Regions from separate parts of the Homo sapiens genome. Here regions 2, 3, 4 and 5 are each linked to region 1. A link is a loop called in an ENCODE intact Hi-C map of the cell type or tissue named here. Cell type or tissue: OCI-LY7. All regions are shown on one strand. Region 1 has its middle 52 kb from the start of CHMP4B. Region 2 overlaps RALY (RALY heterogeneous nuclear ribonucleoprotein). Region 3 has its middle 18 kb from the start of EIF2S2. Region 4 has its middle 78 kb from the start of RALY. Region 5 has its middle 46 kb from the start of RALY.

What was found. A loop is a pair of places that touch in the nucleus more often than their neighbours do. Peaks named below come from ENCODE experiments on the same cell type or tissue, not always from the same donor. Only the 100,000 strongest peaks of a DNase experiment are listed, where the experiment ranks them.
Region 2: it touches region 1 in a loop (12-fold over the local background); 9 of 110 quality-filtered maps call a loop at or near these places.
Region 3: a loop joins it to region 1, with 13 times the contacts of the local background. A loop is called at or near these places in 74 of 110 quality-filtered maps.
Region 4: a loop joins it to region 1, with 5 times the contacts of the local background. A loop is called at or near these places in 8 of 110 quality-filtered maps.
Region 5: it touches region 1 in a loop (12-fold over the local background); 6 of 110 quality-filtered maps call a loop at or near these places.

Annotation. Positions count from the first base shown.
Region 1 is chr20:33,860,930-33,865,929 of GRCh38, reverse strand. No RefSeq gene overlaps it. Among named protein-coding and RNA genes, the nearest start is that of CHMP4B, 52 kb to the right of the region's middle. RefSeq lists an enhancer at 2,631-2,710 and silencers at 2,995-3,158, 3,161-3,210. In OCI-LY7, CTCF peaks have their summits at 2,675 (motif pointing right) and 2,876; DNase peaks (open chromatin) are centred at 2,749 and 3,079; H3K4me3 peaks cover 356 bases; H3K27ac peaks cover 1,877 bases.
Region 2 is chr20:34,020,299-34,025,298 of GRCh38, reverse strand. The region is part of intron 1 of RALY (RALY heterogeneous nuclear ribonucleoprotein); the gene reads right to left. Among named protein-coding and RNA genes, the nearest start is that of MIR4755, 26 kb to the left of the region's middle. RefSeq lists a silencer at 1-236. In OCI-LY7, CTCF peaks have their summits at 2,785 and 2,986 (motif pointing right); DNase peaks (open chromatin) are centred at 2,638 and 3,008; H3K27ac peaks cover 998 bases.
Region 3 is chr20:34,127,921-34,132,920 of GRCh38, reverse strand. No RefSeq gene overlaps it. Among named protein-coding and RNA genes, the nearest start is that of EIF2S2, 18 kb to the right of the region's middle. RefSeq lists an enhancer at 2,924-3,218. In OCI-LY7, a CTCF peak has its summit at 3,081 (motif pointing right); a DNase peak (open chromatin) is centred at 3,090; H3K4me3 peaks cover 558 bases.
Region 4 is chr20:33,913,534-33,918,533 of GRCh38, reverse strand. No RefSeq gene overlaps it. Among named protein-coding and RNA genes, the nearest start is that of RALY, 78 kb to the left of the region's middle. In OCI-LY7, CTCF peaks have their summits at 2,470, 2,669 (motif pointing left) and 3,434; DNase peaks (open chromatin) are centred at 183, 2,673 and 3,463; H3K4me3 peaks cover 1,009 bases; H3K27ac peaks cover 4,152 bases.
Region 5 is chr20:33,945,610-33,950,609 of GRCh38, reverse strand. No RefSeq gene overlaps it. Among named protein-coding and RNA genes, the nearest start is that of RALY, 46 kb to the left of the region's middle. In OCI-LY7, CTCF peaks have their summits at 2,500 and 2,708 (motif pointing left); DNase peaks (open chromatin) are centred at 1,919 and 2,709.

The sequences.
Region 1 (5,000 bases):
CCACCCTTGGAGTTTTTACATCAGGAGCAGGGAGGGGAGGATGCCCAGCCCAGGACAGCCCCAAGCAGAGGGTCCCCTCAGGGTCCAACTCTGAGATGCACTGAGGAAGGACAGGAAAGAGACCTCCTTGGGGATTCCATTTTCTTTCATTCTAAGATGGGCCCAAGGTGGGTAAAGCGTGAGGACCCCTCATAGCCACCCCAGCGAGTGTTCAGATGTGCCGTGTGCCAAGACAACCTCTCCTTCACCTGCCCCCACCCGGGCAGGTGGGTACTGACATCTCTGCTTCCCTTGCTCAGGCAGGAGAGTGAGGCTGGTGAGACCCCCACATAGCTGGGTCACCAGACTGGTCAGCGACAGAGCCGGGATTCTAGCTCAGGCCCCTCTGCTTCCAATGCCACCTGCTATGCTGCCTCCCAGGTAAGAGCCAGGAGCGCGTCCCAGGGTCAGAGGATGCAGCCAGGCCACCAGAAGCAGCATGAGGTCCTGGTTCCTCTTTCTCCCCTCATCCATAAAGTACTGGTCTCTAGCTCGGCTGCCCATTGTGGGCCAGGGTGGGTCAGAAGTTTGAATCATCCGCTGTGTGGCCTTGGTCAAGTCCTCTCCCTCTGTGAGCCTCCATTTTCTCATCTGTACAATGGGGAATATGATAACAGCCATTCCTAAGAGTTGTCGTGAGGACCCATGGAAATAAAACCCAGGTAGCCCTTGGCAACATGCTGGCACCCAGCAGGCGCTCAATAAATGCTGGTGGGTGTTCAAGCGAGGTTAGAGCTCAGTGAGAGGGAGCACCTCGCCCCTGGCCACGGAAGGTCATTTGACCAAAGTGGAGGGGAGTGGGGGAGCCTGGCTGTGCTGGGGGCGGGGGGCACTGCAGCCCTGCCCCTGTGCTCACCATCAGCACCCCTCCCCAAAGGACACCAAATCCTCTGCCCATGGCTCAGCCCAGCCGCTGTTCTCAGAGCCAAGCGATGGCCGAGTGATCCGCAGGTACAGGGAGAAGGGGAGACAGGAGCATAATCCACATGTACAACCAACGTGACAGCTAAAGTTCTCAGTCCGGCTAATACGAACAGAAACCAGATCGTCAATGTCAGCCAGGAGGGGTCGGCTAAGGTTAAATGCAGGAAGAACAAAGGAAAGTGGCAATGTTGGTGCCGCCAAACCAGGTTCTGCAGAGGCAGTGACTGCATGGCCTCCGGAGTCAGGCGTCTGGTCCCTCCCATTGCAGGCAAAGCAGCGGCCCTTTTCTGTTTCATGTCGTGGGCTTCCCTGTAAGATCTCATTTGATGAAATGAGTCTGTTGCCAGAAAACATTTGGAACAGCCCTATCCTGATCCAATTGTCCTTTTCATCAATTAATTCATTTTGTTCAATTTAGCACATCCTGAGTATCTACTAAGTGCAGGCCTGCAGCGGTACTGAGCACAGGACTACACTGCTGATGGTATAAAGGGAGAGATCATACAAGGAAATGTAGTTTCTACAGGGAAGAGAGCCAGGCAGGAACACATGTGTGCGGAGCTATAAGGATATGTAACTGGGGAGCCCAGTGTCTCAGAACCAGGCCAGGCAGAGGAGCCTTGCCCTTGCTCTCAAGGACAAGCGGCAGGTGTAGGAGTGACAAGATCCAGCCCAGAGCAACCCCTGGTTGCTGAGTGGAGAATGGTTTGTAGGAGGCCAGGGAGACAGCAGGAAGGCCAGTGAGGAGGTCCTGGCAGGCAAGCCATCCTGGTGGCCTGGAACAGAGCCAGGGCAGGTTTCATGGGTGTGCAACCTGAGCAACCACACAGGGCCCTCACTCAGAAGGGCCACACACTTGGTTTAACAGTCTATTGTTGCTGTCTTGAAGTTCTGAATAATTTTTGAAAAAGGGGCCCTGTATCTTCACTTTGCACTGGGCCCCTCAGTGATGTAGCCCATCCTGACCAAAGCAAAGCCGGGATCTTTCTGAAACAAGCAGAGTCCTAAACAGACCTTCTCACTGTTGTGCTGGAGGCGGCTTCTACCAGGTCCGGGACGCTGTGGTTCAATTTCTTTTCTCCACATATTCCAGGGACCACAGGAATGGCTGAATGTTAAGAAATGTTTTGTCATGTTGGTAGCTTGAAGCTGGCCACGGTAAGAGAATTTACATGGAAATCAGCAAAGATTACAAATCAGGGTCTTTTTTTCTGAAGTCATTTCTTCATCAGCGCTTCCCCAAGTGCATCCAAGGTCCTCCTTGGCAGTATGACAAAAACATGGCTTCTGGGCACCCCTCCCCAGGCCTTGCTGGGCACTGGACAAGGTGAGGCTCAACTCCATGAGATCCCCTCAGCCCCCTGAGGCCACACTGGGCCCACAAACCTCACAGAAGGAGGAGGCAGAGAAAATTGGTGGAGTGGGGTTGGAAAAGGAAATTTGCCTAAGGTATGGGGGTGGGGAGCTCACCAGGGAAGTAGAGGGCAGTGGTTTAGGGTCTGTGCTCTTGGAGAACCAGCTCCAGGGCAACAAGTGAAGTCCCCAGCCTGGGACCCACTCCCACCCTCCCACGAGCGGGTTGCCTTCCCGCTAAGCCAGATGCAGGGCTGGGGGTGGGGGACACACAGGTATCCATGTCCACAGAGCTGTCCTGCTTTGCTGGACTCCTGGGGGCAGCAGAGGGACCTGGAACAGGAAGACCGCCTAGAAGATGAGCTAGCAGCCCACAACTGCAGCTCCCCACCCCCGCACGGCAGAGTGGGCCTCCATACATAGTGACTATTGCTGTGATTGTTGTTACAATGGCCCCACCTCCTGGCTGGCTTGGCCCCCTTCTCCTACACCCTAGACTCGCGGCCTCCAGACTCTGGCAGGAGCTAGGACACAGCCCTCTCCCTATCCATGGGGGTGTCCCTGTGGGCAGGCGGGGGACGAAGGAGTGAGGGGGTCAGTAGGGGGAGTGGGAAGCATGGAGAGAGGGGAAAGCAAGGGAGGGCAAGGGAGCAGCGCCCGATGCTAAGCAGACACCCCTCCCCGCCCCACTCCACCGCCTCCTCTAGGCCCCTCCCTGCGCCAGGCGCAGACCACCCGGGAGGAGCCCACGGTCTCCCCGTGGTTCGACGGGAGCGGGGCCCCACAGCCTGGGACATGGCGCCACCTGCAGGCCCCTGGGCGCGCTGCCGCGTCGGCCCCTCAAACCCGGGAGGAGGGATGGGGAGGACCCACACGCTCTAGGGACCCCCGCACAGCGTTTCCCAAAAGATATTCGGCGGAACCCACACCCTGGTCAGGTAGTTTGGGAGATGTCCCTTGGAGATTCCCAATGTACATTTGCCCCTGAAGTCTGGCTTGAGTGAACGCTTCCATTCCTTAAATAAACACAAGCCAGCCGGGCGCGGTGGCTCGGGCCTGTAATCCCAGCACTTTGGGAGGCCGAGGTGAGCGGATCACGACGTCAGGAGATCGAGATCGAGACCGAGGCCATCCTGGCTAACACGGTGAAACCCCGTCTCTACTAAAAAAATACAAAAAATTAGCCGGGCGTGGTGGCGGGCGCCTGTGGTCCCAGCTACTCGGGAGGCTGAGGCGGGAGAATGGAATGAACCCGGGAGGCGGAGCTTGCAGTGAGCAGAGATCGCGCCACTGCACTCCAGCCTGGGCGACAGAGCGAGACTCCGTCTCAAAAAAAATTAAAAAAATAAAAAAATCCTTAAACTCTTTAGGAATACAGAAAGAAAACATTGAAATTTTTTATTATAATTATTTCTATCCTAGGCTTTTAAAACTTCAAGGAGTTGTGTATTATTACACAATATATTAGTACAGTGGTACATTTATATAATTTATTAATAAATAAATATGGTATATACTCACAAATATTCTTTTGATAGGGGTTCAGAGACCAGATGAGTTCATTCAATACCTGGCATATACTAAATGCTCTGTGTTAGCTATCATAGCAGACTTTAGCTCCCAAAGACAGCCCCAGTAATATCTCCTGTCCCCCAAGCTCTTTTAGAACTAGCCATGTCCCCATCAAGAGGTGGAGCCTAATTCCTCTCCCTTAGAATCCCGGGTGGGTTTGCAACTCACTGATAACCAGTAAAATGCAGTGAAGTGATTCTGCATGACTTCTAAGTCTAGGTCACAAAAGATGACGCACCTTCCCCCTTGCTAGCTGGGACAATCACTTTTAGAGCCCTGAGCTCTGGCTACACTGAAGTCTCCACGCCATAAGAAGCCCAAGTCACATGGAGAGGTCTCAGGTTCCTGCTGACAGCCCCAGGGCACGTCCCAGTCAACAACCAGCATCAACTACCACACGTAGCACACCACTGACTGGAGAGGTCCCCAGATAATTCCAGCCTCCAGCCATGGAGGTCATTTCAGTCTTCAGGTCTCCCAGGTGCGGTCCCGGTTATCACGGAGCAGAGGCAAATCATTCCACTGGCCCTTTCCAAATTTCTGACCACAGAATCTGTGAGCTTAATAACATAGTTGCGCCGAGTGTGGGTGCTCACGCCTGTAATCCCAACACTTTGGGAGGCCGAGGCAGGCAGATCACCTGAAATCAGGAGTTTAAGACCAGCCTGGTCAACATGACAAAACTCCGTCTCTACTTAAAATACAAAAATTAGCCCGGTGTGGTGGCACGCACCTGTAATCCCAGCTACTCTGGAGGCTGAGGCATGAGAATCACTTGAACCCAGGAGGCGGAGGTTGCAGTGAGCTGAGATTGTGCCATTGCACTCCAGCCTGGGAGACAAAGTGAAACTCTATCTCAGAAAATAAAATAAAATAAAATAAAATAAAATAAAATAGTTGCTTTTCACAACTAAGTTTCAGGGGCGGGTTTCTTGCAGCAATGGAGAAGCGAAACAGCAATGAGTATGTACCCTGATGTCTGTCCACGCTTTGTATGAGGGAACCAAGTGTCCCTACATAGGCGCCCAAGCTGAGGAGGGAGATAAGGAATTTTCCTACCAAACAAGGAGCTTTGTGAGAGCGGGCATAGAAGTACTCAAAAAATTCTTTGG
Region 2 (5,000 bases), 160 kb before region 1:
AGAGACGTGTTGCTGAAGGGTTATCTTCCTCAGGAGAGAGGAAGAGAAAGGGAAGCTGCGTTCTCTAGGCCTCTGGGGTGGCAACCAAGGCACCAGTGAGCAGCCACGGGAGATAATCTCAGCCTAATGGCTCCAGGCTCCCTCAGGCAGGGCTCCCCTGAAGGCAGCCTCCAACGCATTTCTGCTAGAGTCAGCACTTCAGGGCTCACAACCGACCACACACAGGGAGTAAAAGACTGGCACAGGGCAAAGGCACAGGGCAAATAGCCCTTGTCCCACAAGCCAACTTGCCAATCTATTTGACAGTTGGGTTCCAGCTCCCCCTAACCCCTCAGCCTCAAAACTGCCTCAACCCTTCTGTAAGGCTTGCTTATCCCAGCCTTTACTAAACCCCATGGTCTTGCAGTTCTCCCAGACTCCTCCCCTCACAAGGATACCTGACCTTGACTCTTGTGACTGGCTCTACTGTATGGTTGCCTATGCCCAGGCATAATAAAACTACTGGCTGTGTTGCTGTGGGGGTAAAAAAAATGACCTCACAACATAATAAAAAATGCAGCCAGGACACAAAATGGGTCAGTAAAACCCTCCCATACTCCCAAACAAAGACAGGTGTCAGGATGCCCAGTGTATCAAAAAGTAGGCCCTAGAGGACAGCTGGTTTCTTAATGACAGGTGACATTAGGGGTCTTGAGCCCAACCCATGTTCACGTATGAGAACATAATGCATGCCATAAATAGATGAAACTCAATCTAGGCAGTCTCCAAGCTGCCTGGAGGAACGTCCACAGAATACAACAGATGTGCAAGACAATCATTCTTGCCTCTGCATTTTCTGGGCAGCTAACAGCATTTCTCCTTTCTCAGCTGAAGCTATCTCTAGTTTTCCCCTCCTCCTTCCCTAGAAGATCCAACCCTGCAGGAATTATCAAGGGAGGCACGAGTAATTACTGTTTTCTTTTCTCCATGCTAATGAGACAGTTGGATGGTTCCCCTTCCCCCTCTTGAGCTGGAAGTGAGAATCTAAAGCTTTATAATCAGTAACCAACACACCAAAGCTCCGACCAGACACTGCTCTGTGCAACTGAGACTGTGTAGAAAATGGCTTTCATGCCCCTGATGAGACCAGAGTTGGAAGGGCTCAACCATTTTATAAAAAGGGAGGTAAGACCAGAGCAGGGAGGGGAATCTGTCCAAAGTCACAGAGGGAAGTCAGTGGCAGGGCCAGAACCAGTCTCCTTATTCCCAATCAGGCCACCTCTCACCTCACTCAGACCATGTTGGCCAGGCTGGTCTCGAACTCCTGATAATCTCAGGTGATCCGCCCGCCTTGGACTCCCAAAGTGCTGGGATTACAGGCGTGAGCCACCACACCCAGCCTGTCATTGGTTTTTGAATACCTATTCAAAAACTGATATGTAAGCTTGAAATTTGCAGTTCCAGCCTCCACACTGAGGTCCCCTCCAAAGTTATTCTATACTGTATTAAGTCTGAGTGAGGTGAGAGGTGGCCTGATTGGGAATAAGGAGACTGGTTCTGGCCCTATTATACCATAGACTGACTGTGGGGCTCTTGTGATACTCCAGCATATGATCAGTGCTGACCATAAGGCTTCACTTTCTAGAGTGCACAAAATTAGGTGCTTTATTCTATAAATGGGGTTAGCTCCACATGAGAGCCCCTGCCTTAGTCACCCGCTTAAGACTTCAGACCCCCACCCCCTCGAACTAAAGCCCAACTCAAAATCCAAGGACAGGCCTCCCCACCAATGGCCATTGTCCAGAGACTGCTTGCCAGCCTGGATGTCCACTTGGGTTTGCTGCTCTCTCCACCCCTCTGTAAGGAAGGCAGCATATAGTAGAAACAATTAGCAGATAGACCTAGGTTTAAGCCATGGCTCTCCCACCAAAACTGGGTATCCTTGGTGCTTTGACCACCGTTCACTTGCCTGTCTCTTCTACCACTCTTCCCTACTTGGGAGCAAGAAATATTCAGTTGTTTTCCTGTATCCACAATGAGTCAGTCACTGTCTACCAAATGATACTCTCTAAAACTTAAGTCCTCACATTTGTAAAATGGTGATTAAATCACCTACCTCAGAATAGTGAAGATAAATGAGGGGAAAAAATTACGTAAACTGCCTAGACTAGTGCCTGGCCCTTCTTCCTCTACTGTATCTTGGATTCCCAGGGCCAAAAGTTTGTCTGTACTGAACTACACAGCCCATCCTGGAGACATCATGCCTTGCTGACGGGGTCTGTTCCACTCTAGCAGTCAGACTGACTGCCAGTTCCTGGAACTCTACCAATAAAAACAGATACGACTACTCTCCTCACAGGTGAAGGTAGTGAATTTCAAGCAAATGATCTTTGAGCATATACTAATATTCTAGATTGAAAAGAGAGGGGAACTTTGGGGGAAAAAATGCTATGCTATGAAGCTGGAGGCTTAGAGAAGAAATCCCAAGTCCCAAAAAGTGGCTGAAGATAATCTGCACTGGAGCCTACAGAAGGGCCAGAGACATGAAATGAATTGCCTTTGGTCACATAGGAAGCTGAAGGCAGAAATGAGCTTAAAACTCACCACTGTGGTCTCCCTAGATGGTACTTTTTCCGTCCTTCAGGGCAGATGCACAGTGCTGAAGGAAAAAGGAAGTGAGGCATAGGAGGCTCAGTAGAGTGGCAGGGAGAGGCACATAGGGACATCAAGTGGCACTTACAAAGTTTCTGTTTGGTAAAGGTGACTGAGGGATAAAGCCAGCCTTTAGTTTCGTAGGGGCCTTATGTGCTCTGGCAGTTGAGGGGCAGAAACAAGTTCAAACTGGCCAGAACAAGTGTCAACAGTTATGGAGGGGAAAGGTATAGGGTGTCTCAAAGTATCATAAGCCCCTCCACCCACAACATCAGCTGCTTTGAGTGATCAAAACCTTCTGCCTACCCATCCCCAACTTCTCAACTCATACTATGATCCAGATTTTCTACGGTATCTGTCTTTTCCACTAGAGGGCCCTCAAACTTAAAAACTAGGGGTGAGGTATAAGGTATAGAGAAGAGAATAAGAGCTTTGTCCAGGCTGTGCATGGTGGCTCCCATCTATAAACCCAGCAGTTTGGCAGGCCGAGACAGGAGACCACCTGAGCCCAGGAGTTCGAGACCAGCATGGGCAGCCAAGTGAGACATTGTCTTTATTAAAAAAAAAAAAAAAGAAAGAAAGAAAGAAAGAAAAAAGGAAAGAAAGAGAAGGCTGAGTGTGGTGGCTCATGCCTGTAATCCCAGCACTTTGGGAGGCCAAGGTGGAAGGATCACTTTGGGAGGCCAGGAGTTGAGGACCAGCCTGGGCAACAGAGCAAGACCCGTCTCTATTTAAAAAAAAATTTTTTTTTAATAATAAAAAAACTTAAAAGAACAAATTAAAAAAAATTTTTTTAATAATAAAAAAATTTAAAAGAACAAATTTTTTAAAAAGAGTTCCGTCTCCTGAGGAAGATCTGACTGATGAGTCTTTTCTTTATTCTACTCACCATATTCTACTTATTATATTCACCCGAACTTCTGAGTTAAGTGACTGGCCCAAGGTCACGCAGCTAATAAAGGCAAATCAGGACTTGCCTGTGTATCAAGTATCCTTTTATGGCCATGACTGCTATGGTTTGAATGTGTCTCCTAAAGCTCATGTGTTGGAAACTTAATCCCCAAAGCAACAATGTTGAGACAGGGGACTCTGAGAGGCAACATTAGTGCATGAGGGCTCTGCCTTCATGAATGGATTAATGTCATTACTGCAGGAAAGTGTCTGCTATCTTGAGAGTGGGTTTATTATAAAAGTGAGTTCAGCCCTCCCACTCTCTCTCACCATGTGATGCCTTCTGCCAGGTTTTTATGCAGCAACGTGGCCCTCACCAGATGCGGGCGGCCCCTTGATCTTGGACTTCCCAGCCTCCAGAAGCATGAGCCAAACAAACTTCTATTGTTTGTAAATGACTCAGTCTATGGTATTCTGTTACAGCAGCACAAAATGGACTAAGACGGTGACTTTCAGCCTGGCACAGTGGCTCATGCCTGTAAATCCCAGCACTTTGGGAGGTCCAGGCAGGTAGATCACTTGAGGTCAGGAGTTCAAGACCAGCCTGGCCAACATGGCAAAACCCCATCTCTACTAACAATACAAAAATTAGCCAGGCGTGGTGGTGCACGCCTGTAATCCCAGCTACTTGGGAAGCTGAGGCACAAGAATCGCTTGAACCCCGGAGGCGGAGGTTGCAGTGAGCCAAGATTGCACCACTGCACTCCAGCCTGGGTGACTGAGTGAGACTCTGTCTCAAAAAAAATAAACTAATTAAAAAAAAAAAAGAAAAAGACAATGACTTTCAGCAAATTTGATTTTTATAGTTTTGAGCGGTAGGTAGGACAGGTGTTCTCTACTAAATCATGTCCCTTCTTCAAACACCTGCAATCCATTTCAGGCCTAGTTCTGACATTTATCTTCTCTTACAGAACTTGCATAACTACCTTCTTTCTTACAGGTCAGCAAACTTTTTCTGTATAGGATCAGATAGTAATTAGGCTTTGTGGGCTACCATAGTCTGCGTGGTATTCAACTCTGCCACTGTAGTGCAAAAGCAATCATGGATGAACAAATGAGTGTGGCTGTGTTCCAGTAAAACTTTACAAAAGAGGCAATGGGCTAGATTTGCCCCACCAGTTTGCTGACATGTTCTAACTAATCTGTCTCCAATCACCTGTTGACTAATCCATTATTCCTACCACAGTCCTGTAACCTCAGTGGATCCCCTTTGCCTACAGGATGGTTTAAACTCTACCCTTATTCATCCTCTACCACATCCTTTTCCTGCACACTGCACTCCAATCACACTGAGTTGTAATTTGGCAGCTTCTACCATTCCTCATGCTGTTCCCTAACATCCTCAATGACTTTCTCCATCCCTTTGCCAATATTATCTACTCAGAGACAAGTCCAAATGCCAACACCTGGGAGAAGTC
Region 3 (5,000 bases), 270 kb before region 1:
CCACCTCCCTCCCGGACGGGGCGGCTGGCCGGGCGGGGGACTGACCCCCCCACCTCCCTCCCGGATGGGGCGGCTGGCCGGGCAGAGGGGCTCCTCACTTCCCAGTTGGGGCAGCCAGGCAGAGGCACCCCTCACCTCCCGGATGGGGCGACTGGCCGGGCGGGGGGCCGACCCCCCCACCTCCCTCCTGGACGGGGCGGCTGGCCTGGCGGGGGCTGACCCCCACCTCCCTCCCGGAGGGCCCCCCACCTCCCTCCCGGACGGGGCAGCTGCCGGGCGGAGGCGCTCCTCACTTCCCAGAAGGGGCGCCTGCCGGGTGGAGGGGCTCCTCACTTCTCAGATGGGGCACCTGCCGGGCGGAGGGGCTCCTCACTTCTCAGACGGGGCAGCCGGGCAGAGACGCTCCTCACCTCCCAGATGGGGTGGCGGCCGGGCAGAGGTGCTCCTCACATCCCAGACGGGGCAGCGGGGCAGAGACGCTCCCCACATCTCAGACGATGGGCGGCCGGGCAGAGACGCTCCTCACTTCCTAGATGGGATGGCGGCCGGGAAGAGGCGCTCCTCACTTCCCAGACTGGGCAGCCGGGCAGAGGGGCTCCTCACATCCCAGACGATGGACGGCCAGGCAGAGACGCTCCTCACTTCCCAGACGGGGTGGCGGCCGGGCAGAGGCTGCAATCTCCGCACTTTGGGAGGCTAAGGCAGGCGGCTGGGAGGTGGAGGTTGTAGCTAGCCGAGATCACGCCACTGCACTCCAGCCTGGGCAACATTGAGCACTGAGTGAACGAGACTCCGTCTGCAATCCCGGCACCTCGGGAGGCTGAGGCTAGCAGATCACTCGCGGTTAGGAGCTGGAGACCAGCCCGGCCAACCCAGCGAAACCCCGTCTCCACCAAAAAAATACGAAAACCAGTTAGGCGTGGCGGCGCGTGCCTGCAATCCCAGGCACTCAGCAGGCTGAGGCAGGAGAATCAGGCAGGGAGGTTGCAGTGAGCCGAGATGGCAGCAGTACAGTCCAGCTTCGGCTCGGCATCAGAGGGAGACCGTGGAAAGACAGGGAGAAGGAGACCGTGGGGAGAGGGAGATGGAGACAGAGATGGAGAGGGAGGGGGAGAGGGAGAGGGAAAGGGAGAGTTCTTTTTTGTTTAACCAATTGAGTTTTGAGTGTTCTATTAGTTCTTTCAACTATGGCCTATCCTTGGGAATTATAGGGAATTCCTGTTGTATGTGTAATTTTCCACTGATTTAAGAATTTTTGGAATGTTTTACTACAGTATCCTGGCCCATTGTCAGTTTTAATTTTTTCCAGAACTCCCATGAGAGCAAAACAATATAATAAATGTCTTTTAACATGGGAAGTACTTTCTCCTGTCTCGCAAGTTGCCCATACGAAATGTGAATAAGTATCAACTGTCACATGGACAAATGATAATTTTCCAAATGAAGATACATGTGTGACATCCGTTTGCCATAACGCATTAGGACATAGACCTCTGGGATTAACTCCCGCCTCTTGAGTGGGCAGGTGTAGGACTTGACTCTGGGTGCAATGTTGTACAATATTTTTTGCCTGTTTCCATGAGATATCAAATTTATTTTTAATCCTGCTGCATTTACATGAGTCAAAGCATGAAGTTCTTGTGCTTTTATGAATGCAGATGATACCAGTAAGTCAGCTTGTTCATTTGCTTTAGTTAAAGACCCTGGTAAATTAGTGTGTGCTTCAATGTGAGTAATACAAAATGGGAAATTTCTTTTTCTCACAGTTTGTTGTAATAAGTTGAACAGCTGGTTTAACTGATCATCAATACTATATTTGATTAGGGCTGTCTCAACATCCCTTGTAGCCTGTACTACATATGCAGAATCTGATACAATATTAATAGGCTGATTAAAATCTTGTAACACTGTAATGACTGTAACCAACTCTGCTCTTTGAGCCCAGTGATATTGAGTTTCGATGACTTGTTCTTTTGGCCCAATGTAAGCTGCTTTTTCATTGCTGGAACCATTAGTAAACACCGTCAGAGCATTTTCTAAAGGTTCATGTCTGGTAATTTTAGGTAAAATCCAAGTAGTCAATTTTAAAAACTGGAAGGTTTTTGTTTTTGGGTAATGATTGTCAATAATTCCCACAAAATCAGCAAGACCAGTCTGCCATGTACAAGAATTGATAAAGGCTTGTCTAACCTGTTCCTTGTTTAAAGGAACAATGATTTTGTCTGGGTCACTTCCACACAATTTTATTATTCATAACCTTGCCTGACCAATTAATGTAGCTATTTGATGCAATGTAAAAGTCTTAATTGTACTGTGAGGAAGGAATGACCACTCCACAAGATCAGTATTTTGAACAATGATGCCTGTCAGAGAATGTGCAGTAGCAAAAATCAAAAGTTGGAGTGGGACCAAGGGATCTATTCTATTTACTTGTGCTGACCAAATTTTTTCTTCAACTAATTCAATTTCTTTTGCTGCCTCTGGGGTCAATATTCTTTTACTATTTAAGTCCGGGTCCCCTCTTAAGATAGAGAACAAATTTGACATGGCATAAGTAGGAATGCCTAAAATTGGCCAAATCCAATTAATATCTCCTAGCAATTTTTGAAAGTCATTTAATGTTTTTAATGTGTCTTTTCTTATTTCTATTTTTTGTGGTTTAATTTTTCTATTTTTTACCTGCATCTATGTTAACTGGGATTGGCGGCCCTATTTTTGCGGATCTGTTGTTGTACCCCATCAATCCACCAGGTCTTAAATTGTAAAAATTGAGAAGGTGAGAGTGATGATTTGGCCAAAATTTCCCAGTCATAAGGAATAAGTCTATTTCCATGAGCAATGGAATCTAATAATGTTCTCATATAAGGAGAATTGGGTCCATACTGTTTTACTCCCTCTTTCATGTCTTTTAGCATTTTTATAGAAAAGGACTCATATCTGGCATCAGCTTGGGGAGGGCCCTTCTCCAGGTAGTATGGGCTCTAATATTACTTGAAATTAAAACGCCTCAGTATCTCTCCTTGTTTTCTTGCCTTCTCAATAATTTCATGTAATGCACCATCCTGTCCACTAGGTGGTGGTGTAGGATTAAGTCTCATAGTGGGCAGCTGAGGCTATATCGCCGTGCGTGCCCTGTGGTGCTGGAAACGTTCCTGGCTGTCCATACTGATTTTCTGGGGGGCGGCTGATACTGAAGTTCGGCTGGCGGTCAGTATTGATAGGGTACTGGCGGTTGGGTCTTACTTTCTACCAGCTGATATTGTGAATACTGTATCTGGATTGGCATTGCTGTGATAGAGACTATCCTTTTCTATCTGATATTCTCTTGGGGTTTGTACTTGTCTAACCTGCATTTGAGGTTGTAATGTTACGGGCATCTGAACTGTGGGAGGAGGAGTTGGCCATCGTGGGTTAGACTCTGATGGCCCCAATAGTTCTAGACCTTTTCCCCCCAATTTTGATGGTTCATAATATATTACCTCCTGTAATTGGTTGTAGTCAACATTTTCCGTTGACTGAGCCATTACACTCTTCTACCCTTTTTTTCTTTTTTTTTTTTTCGAGACGGAGTCTCGCTCTGTTGCCCAGGCTGGAGTGCAGTGGTGCCATCTCGGCTCACTGCAAGCTCCGCCTCCCAGGTTCACGCCATTCTCCTGCCTCAGCCTCCCGAGTAGCTGGGACTACAGACACCTGCCACGACGCCTGGCTAAGTTTTTGTATTTTTTTAGTAAAGACAGGGTTTCACTGTGTTAGCCAGGACGGTCTCGATCTCCTGACCTTGTGATCCATCCGCCTCGGCCTCCCACAGTGCTGGGATTACAGGTGTGAGCCACTGCGCCCAGCCAGACTCATCTACCTTTTTATACTGTGAACCTTGCGTTACTTTCTTGAATTCTGTCCCTGCCTCTTCCTCACAATCTATTACACAGCTTTCAGGGGCATCAGAAACTGAAACGCTATCTTCTTCTGTTTGAAATGATTCTAAACCTATTTTAATAATGGCCCAATCATTCCATACTGTAAGTGGGATGATTTTATCCTCCCTATTTGCTTGTTTTAATTCTTTGCCAATTTTTTCCCAGTCTTTTAGATCTAACGTTCCCTATTCTGGAAACCATAGGCAGAATTGTTCTATTGTTTGAAATAGCATGATTAGATTTCTGTGGAGGCTCTAACTCCCCCTCTTCTTAAAATAACTTTAATAAAGCTGAGATAAGAGGCATATTTGCTTTCAGTTTGACCCATTCTTACCCTGGGTTTCTCTGAGTGCACAAGCTTACCACAAGGCTGATCATGGAAGTCTTCGGGAATCTCTCGTCGATTTGTCTTCAATGATCACACTCTAGCGTATCTTCACCGTAGAGAAAGGAACCCACATTGGGCACCAGATGAAGAGGGCCTGCCCCTGCACACCTGTGGGTATTTCTCGCAAGGTGGAGACGAGAGACTGAGAAAAGGAAATAAGACATAGAGACAAAGTATAGCGGAAGAAAAATGGGCCCAGGGACCGGCGCTCAGCAAGTGAGGACCTGCACCAGCGCTGGTCTCTGAGTTCCCTCAGTATTTATTGATCACTATCTTTACTATCTCAGCAAGGGGAATGTGGCGGGGCTATAGGGTGAAGGTGGGGAGAGGATCAGCAGAAGACCATGTGAGCAAAGACTCTGTGTCATGAATAAGTTTAAGAAAAGGTGCTGTGCCTGGATGTGCACAATCGCTAGATTTATGTTTAAGCTTACATAAACACCTCAGTGCAGTAAAGAGTAACAGAGCAGTATTGCCGCCATGATGTCTCATCTCCAGCCATAAGGAGGTTTTCTCCTATCTCAGTAAATAGAATGTATGGTCGGGTTTTACACCGAGACATTCCATTCCCAGGGACGTGCAGGAGACAGATGCCACACTCTTATCTCTACCGCATAGAGGCCTTCCTATTTCACTAATCTCCTTAGCACAGACCCTTTACGGGTGTCGGGCTGGGGGGCTGTAAGGTCTTTCCC
Region 4 (5,000 bases), 53 kb before region 1:
CCAACCTAATATAATCCTTCAGAAAGTCCCCACTCTGTAGACTATCTTCCCCACCCTGTCCCCCAGCATGTGACTGGGACATTGGGCAGGATGGCTAGCCAGCCACGTGGGTGAGAGAACACAATCCCAAGGGGAAAGGGAGCTGGGCTTCTGGTCCCTGTACCACCTGTGTCTTGCTGTGTGACTCTGGATATGTCCACACCCCTCTGTGGTTCTCAGTTTCAGTGTGTAAAGTGAAAGCGTTGGTAAAGCATTGGTGCTGCCGTGGATGGTGATGATGATGATGATGGCGGTGGTGGCCAACTCTTTTTGAGTGCTTACTCTGTGCCAGGAACTCTTCTAAGTGCTTTTCAAGCATAAATGCATTGATTCATTTTATTCTTCCAGCACGATTATAATCCCCATTGTACGAATGAGGAAATGAAGGCAAGAGAAGCAAAGTTACTTGGCTGAGGTCACAGTGATAACAGGCAGAGCTGGAATTCAAATGCAAGCAGTCTGGCTCCAGACCACTCCCTGGAATCACTTGGGGAGCTTTAAAATATCAGATTCCTGGATCCACCCCAGACCTGCTGGATCAGAGCCTCTTGCTAACAAGCTCTCAGGGCTGAAGGCAGGGATTAGGGCTGAGGGTTCCATGGGGACAGACATTGCCTGGGTCTAGCCCAAGAGACAGTGGACCCTGATTCTTCCCCCACCTGCCCCAGCACTGATGTTCCCTGGGTTTGGGGGTGACTGACCCTTTTGGAGACAACCTGCAGGGTGTACCCAGATTATTCCCACCCTCTCACACATGACCTGGAGGGAGCAGGCTCCAACTTCCTCATGCCCTCCCTGGAGTCCTCAGAAAGGGTCCCAGCAGGACCTACCTGTTACACAGGTAATAAATGACCCTAAGAAAAGATACTAAACCTCTCTAGCAACCCAATGTCTTAGTTCGTTTTCTCTTGCTTATCACAGAGTACTTGAAACAGAGTAATTTGCAAAGAAAAGGGATTGACTTCTTACAAGTGTGGAAGCTGAGTAGCCCAAGGTTAAGGGCTTGCATCTACTGAGAAGCTTCTGGCTGGTGGAGACTCTCTTCAGTGTCCCAAGGCAGTGTAGGGCATCACACATGGTGAGGGGGCTGAGCGTGCTAGCTTAAGTCTTTCTTCCTCTTCTTCTTCTTCTTTTTTAAAAAAATTAGAGATGAAGTCTCACTATGCTGCCCAGGCTGGTCTCAAACTCCTGGGCTCAAGCAATCCTCTATCCTCGGCCTCTCAAAGTGCTGGGATTACAGATGCAAGCCACCACGCTCATCCCTCTCTTCCTCTTCTTATAAAGCCACCAGTTTTACTCCCATGATAATCCAGTAATCCACTAACCTATGAATCCATGAATAGATTAATCCATTCATAAGGGCAGAGCCCTCATGACCCAATCACCTCTTAAAGGCCCTACCTCTCAATATTGCCACATTGGTGATTAAATTTCAACATGAGTTTTGCAGGGGACAAATATTCAAACCACAGCACTCAGCAAATGGGAGTTAATGCAATAAGAAAACGCCCTGGAAGGTTCTCAAGAGGGAAGGGCTGTAGTCAGACACCTTCCTAATCAAATTCATCCCTGCTCCATTTGGAATTTGAATGTACTCGAGTGCTCACAGGAGCTAAATTATTCTTTTTGTACATATGGTAATGACAGTATTAGGCCCACAAATATCTTGGTATGTGGTTATTTTTTAAAAGGACAACATACTGTCAAGCTAGATACCAACAATCAGTAATCGCTCAAGTAATCACTTTTTAAAACTTCAGTCTAAAAAAGAGTTCAATAATTACTGCTATCCGCAATAAGAATGAATCTCATAGACTCAGTGAATGGGCAAAACAAGCCAGACACAGAAAGCTAGATACCAGATGATTCCATTTATATGAAATGCAAGAACAGACAAAACCAATCTATGGTGATAGAAGTCAGGATAATGGTTATTTTTGAGGAGCGTTGACTGGAAGGGAAACTTTTAGGGAGGTGGAATGACCTGTGTCTTGACCTGGGTTGGAATTACACAGGTGTACACAAAGTAAAGATTCACTGAGTTGTACATGTATAACTTATGCACTGTACTATGTGCAATTCATGCCTTAAAAATGTTTTAAAGAGTTGGATTGTTTCTTTCTGGTTATCCATGTCTTTCGTTAACATTCAGATAGTGACTGAGAACTGACTGAGCGCTTACAATGTACACACCCACTCAAGTGGGGCAAGTGGCAGAAACAAGGGAAGGTTAGGCCTTGGCTTAGCCAGCACTGGACTCTGGACTTACAAGGCTTACAGCTGGAGGGGGCTACCAAGGCCAACTGTGCTTGATGCCATTGAGACTCCCACTCCCACACATAGTCCAAAAGAGCCAAGGCCAGGCCTGCGCAGCCTGCTCCACTGGGGGAGTGAACCACTCAGAAGGCAGCTGAACGGACTGGGAATAGGAGAAGCTATTAGCAGCTACCCTGGCCACGGGGCCCTGCAGGATCAAAGATGAGAACTGATCGGGCCCACAGGGCAAGGGGGAGGCCAGAGCCAGCAGGAAGGATAATTAGGAAAGACATCAGGCCAGGCTGGACAATGGAGGCTCAGAGATGTCAGGATTCTCACTCCCTGTTGGGACCACATGGCAGGAGGCAAGGGCTCCCCCTGGGGGCCAGGCAGGTAATGGACAATGGTCCCCAGATAAGAGACCAGAGACGTCCAGTTCATGCCCAACATTTCACAGCAAGTCAGGGACTCAGCCAGGACAAGACCCCACACATCCTGCACTCTATAGGCTTCTCCCCACCATCCCAGCAACACCCCAAGGTGATGTTTATTTCCTACCCTGAATGTTCCACATTCTACGTTCCCTGCATTTTCAGCTCTTTTTTTTTTTTAAGACTTAATTCTTGATTCTTTTGACAGCTTACATCATCCTGAAAGTAAAGTGAAAAAGCCATACCACACTACCCACTTTTAATACAGATCTTTGTAGATTGGGAAGCATAAACCAACCAAAAGAGTGATAATTAGTTCTGAATTCAAGTGAGGTTTATGGAATGTGAACCATTTGGGTAATCGGCTGGGGTGGTGCCATGAAGTGGTAATTAATTTGTTTTTTTCCCTAAAATGTTTTACTTAATTAAGGGAGGTGTTGATTTATATACACCTGTCCCCTGGGGATGGTTTGTAAGGCAGGAGAAAATTCCAACTGTCTCCCCGCCACGTTTCTCATCAAATTATTTCATTACATTCAGATACACTTTTGCAGCACTGATTGTGACAGATTCTGGAGTTATGAGCTCATAAATACTGGGGGGTGGGGGGAAGCTGGAGATGCACACTTAATGGGAAATGTTCTCATAATCAAAAGAATATTTCAAGCTGTGACAATGCAGGCCAAGAGAGGGAGGGGGAGCCACTTCAAAGAATAACAGGATGCTGAATAACCCAGCACCTGCAGCTCTGCCTCCTTCTGAGTCAGCTGGGCTCTCAAATATCAGCTTGCGAAGGGCGAATGTCAGGAGGATTTGTAGCTAGTCCTGGGTTCTTTGTCATAACTTACTTGGAGCTGATAGTAGCTTAAGTTTGTTCATTTACTTAACAAATATTTATTAAGCAGCTACTATGTGCTGGGCACTGTGCTACACACTGGGAATACAATAGTGAACAAGACAAGTTTGTTTCCTACCTTCATGGAACTTACAGTCCAGGAAGAGAAAAAAATATAAACAAGTAAAAGAATAAATAGCTGATAAACATATGCCTACTCGATGATCTAGCAATTCTACTCTCAGGCATATATCCAAAATAAATGAGTGCATCTCTCCATGGAAAGACGTGTAAAAATGTTCACAGCGGTGTTATTCAACAGCAACCAGTCAGAAGCAACCCATGGTCGGCCAGCAGAAGAATGAATAAATGAATTGTGTTATACTGACACAATGGAACACTGCTGTGCAATGGGGTATTGCTATGCAGTACTCCATGCAACAGCAATATAAAAAGAACAAACTGCTGTTGCATTTATCCACATGCAAAAATGTGGCTGTATCTCACAGACAATGATGAATGAAAGAATTTAGGCAAAAAGTGTCCAAATTACACGATTCCACTTACATGAAGCTCAAAGGCAGGCAAAACTCATCTATGACAGAAACCAAATAGAAATTAGAATAGTGGCTACCTTTGAGAAGAAGAGACATGAGGGAGCTTTCTGGGGTGTCTGGGAACCTTCTATGTCCAGATATGGGGAACGGTTACAAGCACACATGTGTAAAAAGTCATAGAGGCCAGGTGCGGTGGCTCACGCCTGTAATCCTAGCACTTTGGGAGGCCAAGGCAGGTGGATCACCTGATGTCAGGAGTTCGAAACCAGACTGACAACATGGTGAAACCCCATCTCTACTAAATACAAAAAATTAGCCGGGCGTGGTGGCACATGCTTGTAATTCCAGCTACTTCGGAGGCTGAGGCAGGATGATCACTTGATCCTGGGAGGCAGAGGTTGCAGTGAGCCGAGATTGCACTATTGCATCTCAGCCTGGGCAACAGAATCAAAACTCTCTTTCTCAAAAAAAAAAAAAGTCATTGAGCTATACACTTAATATTATACTTCAATTAAAGCACGCATTTTAATGAGATCCAATACATTTTAAAAATAATAAATAGCTAAGATAATTTCACATGTTGATGAAAGATGTGAAGAAAATAAAACCAGGCCACAGGATGGGGAGCAAAGACCCTTCCGCAGAGATAGCTTTGAGATGCCACCTTTTCTGGAGGTGGCCCATGGGAAAACCTGAGGAATAAGCATTCAAGATAAGGAAGCCGCAAGGTCACTGGCTTCAAGGTGGGGCATCTGGGCATGTCTGAGCAACAGCACGGATACCAGGATAGCTGGAGTGGGAGAGTAGAAGAGGCCAGGGGGACTGTCAGGAGCTGGCCAACCCTATGGGCCACATAAGGATTCGGGTTTTATTCTAAGCATG
Region 5 (5,000 bases), 85 kb before region 1:
GTCGCTGCATTACAGCCTGGGTGACAGAACTGGACCCTGTCTCAAAAAAAAAAAAAAGTAGGTATTACTATCATTTCCACTTTACAGATGAGGAAACTTCAGCCCAGACAGGTTCACTTGCCCAAGATCACATAAATAGTAAGTATTGGAGCTGAGGTTTAAACCTGGGAAGTCTGGGTCTAGAATCCACACTTTTTACCACTAACCCTCACCACCTCTCAAGATAGACATTCAGGCCAAATGTGGTGGCTCACACCTGTCATACCAGCACTTTGGGAGGCTGAGGCAGGAGAATCACTTGAGTCCAGGAGTTCAAGACCAGACTGGGCAACATAGTGAGACTCCATCTCTAAAAAAGAAAAATAATTATTATCAAAGGTAGACATTCCAGAAGCCTGGAGTTGAAGACACACAAAAGTGATCCATAAAATTAATACTCACCAAACTTCAGCCTCAACTCTCCTACCATGGCTCAGTCCTTTCTCTAGTGCTTTCTTTCTTGTCTTTTTTTTCTTTTTCTTTTTTTTTTTTAAGACAGGGTCTTGCTCTGTCTCCCAGGCTGGAGTGCAGTGGCACAATCATAGTTCACTGCAGCTTCGACCTCCTAGGCTCAAGTGATCCTCCTGCCTAAACCTCCCAAAGTGCTGGTATGACAGGCATAAGTCACCATGCCTGGCTTCTCTAGTGCTTCCTAACAGGCACTATTCTGAGCCCTAACAAGCACTAACTTGCTTAGAATGGCAAGTGGGAGATTTGAACTCATGTTGTGCTGATCTCAAGGGGCTAACAGGCCCCACCAAACTATGAGTTGTGCACCTTGTCTCACTGACTCCTCATAGCAGCTTTCTGAGGCTGGCATTATCCCCATTGAACAAACGTGGAACCCCAGGACCAAGGAAATGATATCCCCCTCCCAAGATCACGAGAACTTGAGAGATTCACATCATAAATCTGGAAGTTGAATTCACCTCTGTCTACCTCCAAAGGCAGGCTCCACTGGCCTACTAAAATTCAAAGTGTGCCAGAGGTGAGGAAGCTGCTGGTGCCTAATGTCAGAAAGAGAGAAGGAAGCAAGTTGTTTCCAACATTTGTCAGATTAATGAGGCAGTCACTGGGTCATCCAAGTGGCTAAATGGCATCTAAACATGTTTGAGAACCACTTAGCAGAGGCTCTGAAGATGGTCCCCCTGAGTCTAGGGCATCTGCATCCACAAGGAGTAACAGGCAGTGACGGGGCAGTGAATCGGACATGGCACACAGCTTCCCAAACAGCGCACAAGGGCAAGTCCTCTGCTAAGCGTTGACAAATACAGGCATGGGAATGAAAGGGATGGGAACTAGCTCGAAATGACACCCGCAGTTCCTTCCTAAGCTCAAAAGCTGCAGCCTATCATGAAATATTCAGGCTCTCAGCATGGGCTGCTGGAGAGACCAAGTGGGTGGTGACTGCAGGCTATGCAATCCCCCTACATGACTGGCAATATAGGGAGCAGAATAAGCTCCTATCCCATTCCATGGATGGGATAAGATGTAAGCTTCCTCTCAAAGCCGCAGGCCCAGAAGGGGACCTGGCATGTGGAGCCGGGGAAACTGAGACAGAACTTGATTGTAAGGACTGAGCCATGGTAGCAGAGTTGATGCTGAAGTTTGATGAGTGTCCCAGTTACTACTGCTGCCTAACAAAACACTCTAAACTTAGCGGCGTAAGACAGAGACCATTTATTTTGTCATGAGCCTGCAGTCTGGGCAGGGTTCAGTGGGGACAGGTCATCTTTGTTCATGTAATGTCACCAGGGATGTCTCTACTAAGGCTGGAGGGTCCGTTGCCAAGGTGACTCACTCACAAGGCCAGCAAGCTGGCACTGGCTGCTGTTTTCTCTCAGGTGGGCCTCTTCCCAAAGCAGCTTGGGCTTCCTCACAGCATGGCAGCTGGGTTTCAAGATGAATGTTTAAAGAGACAGAAAGAGGAAGTTGCCAGGTTCTTAATACCTGTTCCTGGAAACTTATAGAACATCATTTCTGCCATTGTCTATTGGTCAAGCATTCGCAGAACCCAGATTCAAGGGCAAGGGTCAGGGATCCCACCATTAAATAAGAGGAATGTCAAAGAATTTGGGGGCTATATGTTAAAACTGCCACAGTGAGAACATTCCCTTGCATCCTGTTACCACAAAACGTTCCATTGTTGTCTGCCTCCTCCAATTCATTACAAGAGATGGCTGGACTTCTGTACTGAGGATTTAGAAATTGTCTCCAACCTCAGCGAGAAAGAATGATGTGATTGATTAGTGGCCCCATGGACAAAGGAGTGGGGAGTAGAAGCATTTATGTAACAAGTATGCCATCTCCCTCTCAAGAGGTGGGCTGAGATTCTGTCTCTGGAAACCACTTTCTCTGTCTTGTCTCCCCCTTGCTTCAGACACTTTATTTCATTTATTCATGCAGGCATGCATGCATTTCTTCATTCACTCATTGATTTCAGCAATATTTATTAAGTACCTATTCTGGTACAAATTCAGTAGTGCTGAATAAAGCACATATAGGAACTGCACCCATGGAACTTACGTCCTATAGGAGAGTCAGACAATAAGCAGGAAAACAAATATGTGATTAAATTTGTGATAAATGCTAAGACCAAGAGGGGGCACTACTGTGACTTGTGCAGGAACCCAGCAAGGACATCTGGCAGCAATGGACAAGCAGCCATGAGACTATGCAGAATCAGTCTTCAACAGCGACACCATGTGGCAGTGAGGAGCAATGACTATTGGTGGTGGACTGATAGACTAGTTCTCTCTGTAGGTGGCATTGGAACCACACTGATGCCCTAAGCCCAAGTTATCCCCTAGACTTTGAAAATCCAGGGATCAGTGGATGCCTAAAGAGGGTGTCTTGGGACCTTGCACTAAAAAAAGTATGTGAGAACTTGAATGAGTGGAAAATTGAAATAAAGGTGGCTATATTTGTACCCTGAAACTGGCAAGGCGGGTCATTCTGATGATTCTATTTTTAAGATCTCAGACACCATGACTTGGACTCAGACCTTAGAGTGAGTAGGGAATACAGTTATAAACTGGAAAGGCTGGACAGGCTATGAAATGAGAGAGAAGTTCTCAATTGAGTCTGCAGTGGGGCTGGAGTTATTGACTCCTCCAACTTAGGGCAGGATTTTTCCATGGTAATTGGAGAGGGGCTGAGCCTGCAGCAAATGTCAAGAGGCCTCAGTTGTGGGGCAGGGAGGAGGTAGAAATAGGAACCAGGGCCGGGTGCAGTGGCTCAGGTCTGTAATCCTAACCCTTTGAGAAGCCAACGTGGATGAATCACCTGAGGTCAGGAGTTCGAAACCAGTCCAGCCAATACGGTGGTGAAACCCCATCTCTATTAAAAATACAAAAAAATTAGCTGGGCGTGGTGACGGGCATCTGTAATCCCAGCTACTTGGGAGGCTGAGGTAGGAGAATTGCTTGAACCTGGGAGGCGGAGGTTGTAGTCATGCCACTGCACTTCAGCCTGGGTGACAGAGTGAGACTCCATTAAAAAAAAAAAAAAAAAAAGAAGACGAAGAAGAAGAAAGAAAGAAAATAAAATAAAAGAAAGAGGAATCAGGCAGAGGTTAATGCATACTTCAGGACATCATTCTGTTAGACAGCCAAAAAAATCAGAATTGAGAAGGCATTAGTATATGGACAACAAAAGCATTTACACTCAGACATGATTATCCATTTGATTTAATCTGGTTGCAAATAAGAAGAAATCCAACCAAAACTGCTTCCGCAAAAGGGGATATTATTGGCTTATGGTCCAAGTGTGTGTCCTGGCTTCAGGTGCAGCTTGATCAGGAACACAGATGAGCTCACCAGGTCCTAGCTCCCTTACCATGTCTCCACTTGCTTCTTCAGCTGCTGCTTGAGTTCTAGGCCTCATGCGACAACAAGATGGTGGGAACAGATCCAGCTCTTATGTGCTGTTAGGTTTCAGGTACAGCAGGGAAGAGAGTGTCCCTTTCCTAGAATCCCAAATAAAAGTTTCATTGCATCTCATTGACTTTGATTGGGACATATGCCCATTCCTGAACCAAGTGCTGGGACCACAGAATGAGATATGCTGACTGGCTTAGGGCTAAGTCAGGACTTTCATCCCCAGAGTTGGTCAACTCTGCTTCATCAGATTCCATGCAGGCTGATTATGGGCAGGGAGTGTTTTTTTCAGAGGAAAGTGGGGGCATGGATACTGGAAGGAGGATAAATGGATGTGGGGCCCATGTGTGAGCTTCCGGAAGACGTTGCATCTGAAAGTGAGAACAGGGCTGTGCCTAAGGTGCATGGGACCCTGGAAAATATGTTTTTGGAAGCCCTGCCTATATAAACAATTTGATTTTAAAATGTATTACAAAATTATTGGGCCCATGTGAGGAATGATGAGGTATTGACGAAGATTGAGAGTTGTGAATACAGAAGAAGTACTTAGGTATTTTAGTATTTTTCAATTAGTGCATGTGAAGATTCTCTGCAGTATCCAGGCACCATCTCCTCCTGTTCTTTACTGTCAAATGTGTGGCTCTGGGCTCATATGTCCCACCACAAGGAAAAAACACAAGAAAAAAGCAGCAACATTGTTATTGCTCACAATGCCAGGCTCCTCAGGCTCTGTTTATATTGAAACAATAAAGATCTTCTTGCCTCTGCATTTCCCTGACAACATTTACTGAATGCTGGTTACTCATTAGGTTGCATCATCCGTTGTGCTACTGGGGAGTACTGGGCTTCCAATGACTCAAAGACAGTGCTTCATTGATGATGACCATAAGGGAAGTCTTCCCCAGAGTCTAGAGAATATATGAATGATCATTTGTCTTCTGGTCATATTAAATTTACCATTTGGAATTTTACAGTGTGATATGGTTTGGATGTTTGTCCCCTCCAAAGTTCACGTTGAAGCGTAATTCCCAGTGTTGGAGGTGGGGCCTGGTGGGAGGTGATTGTATCACGGGGATGGGTCCC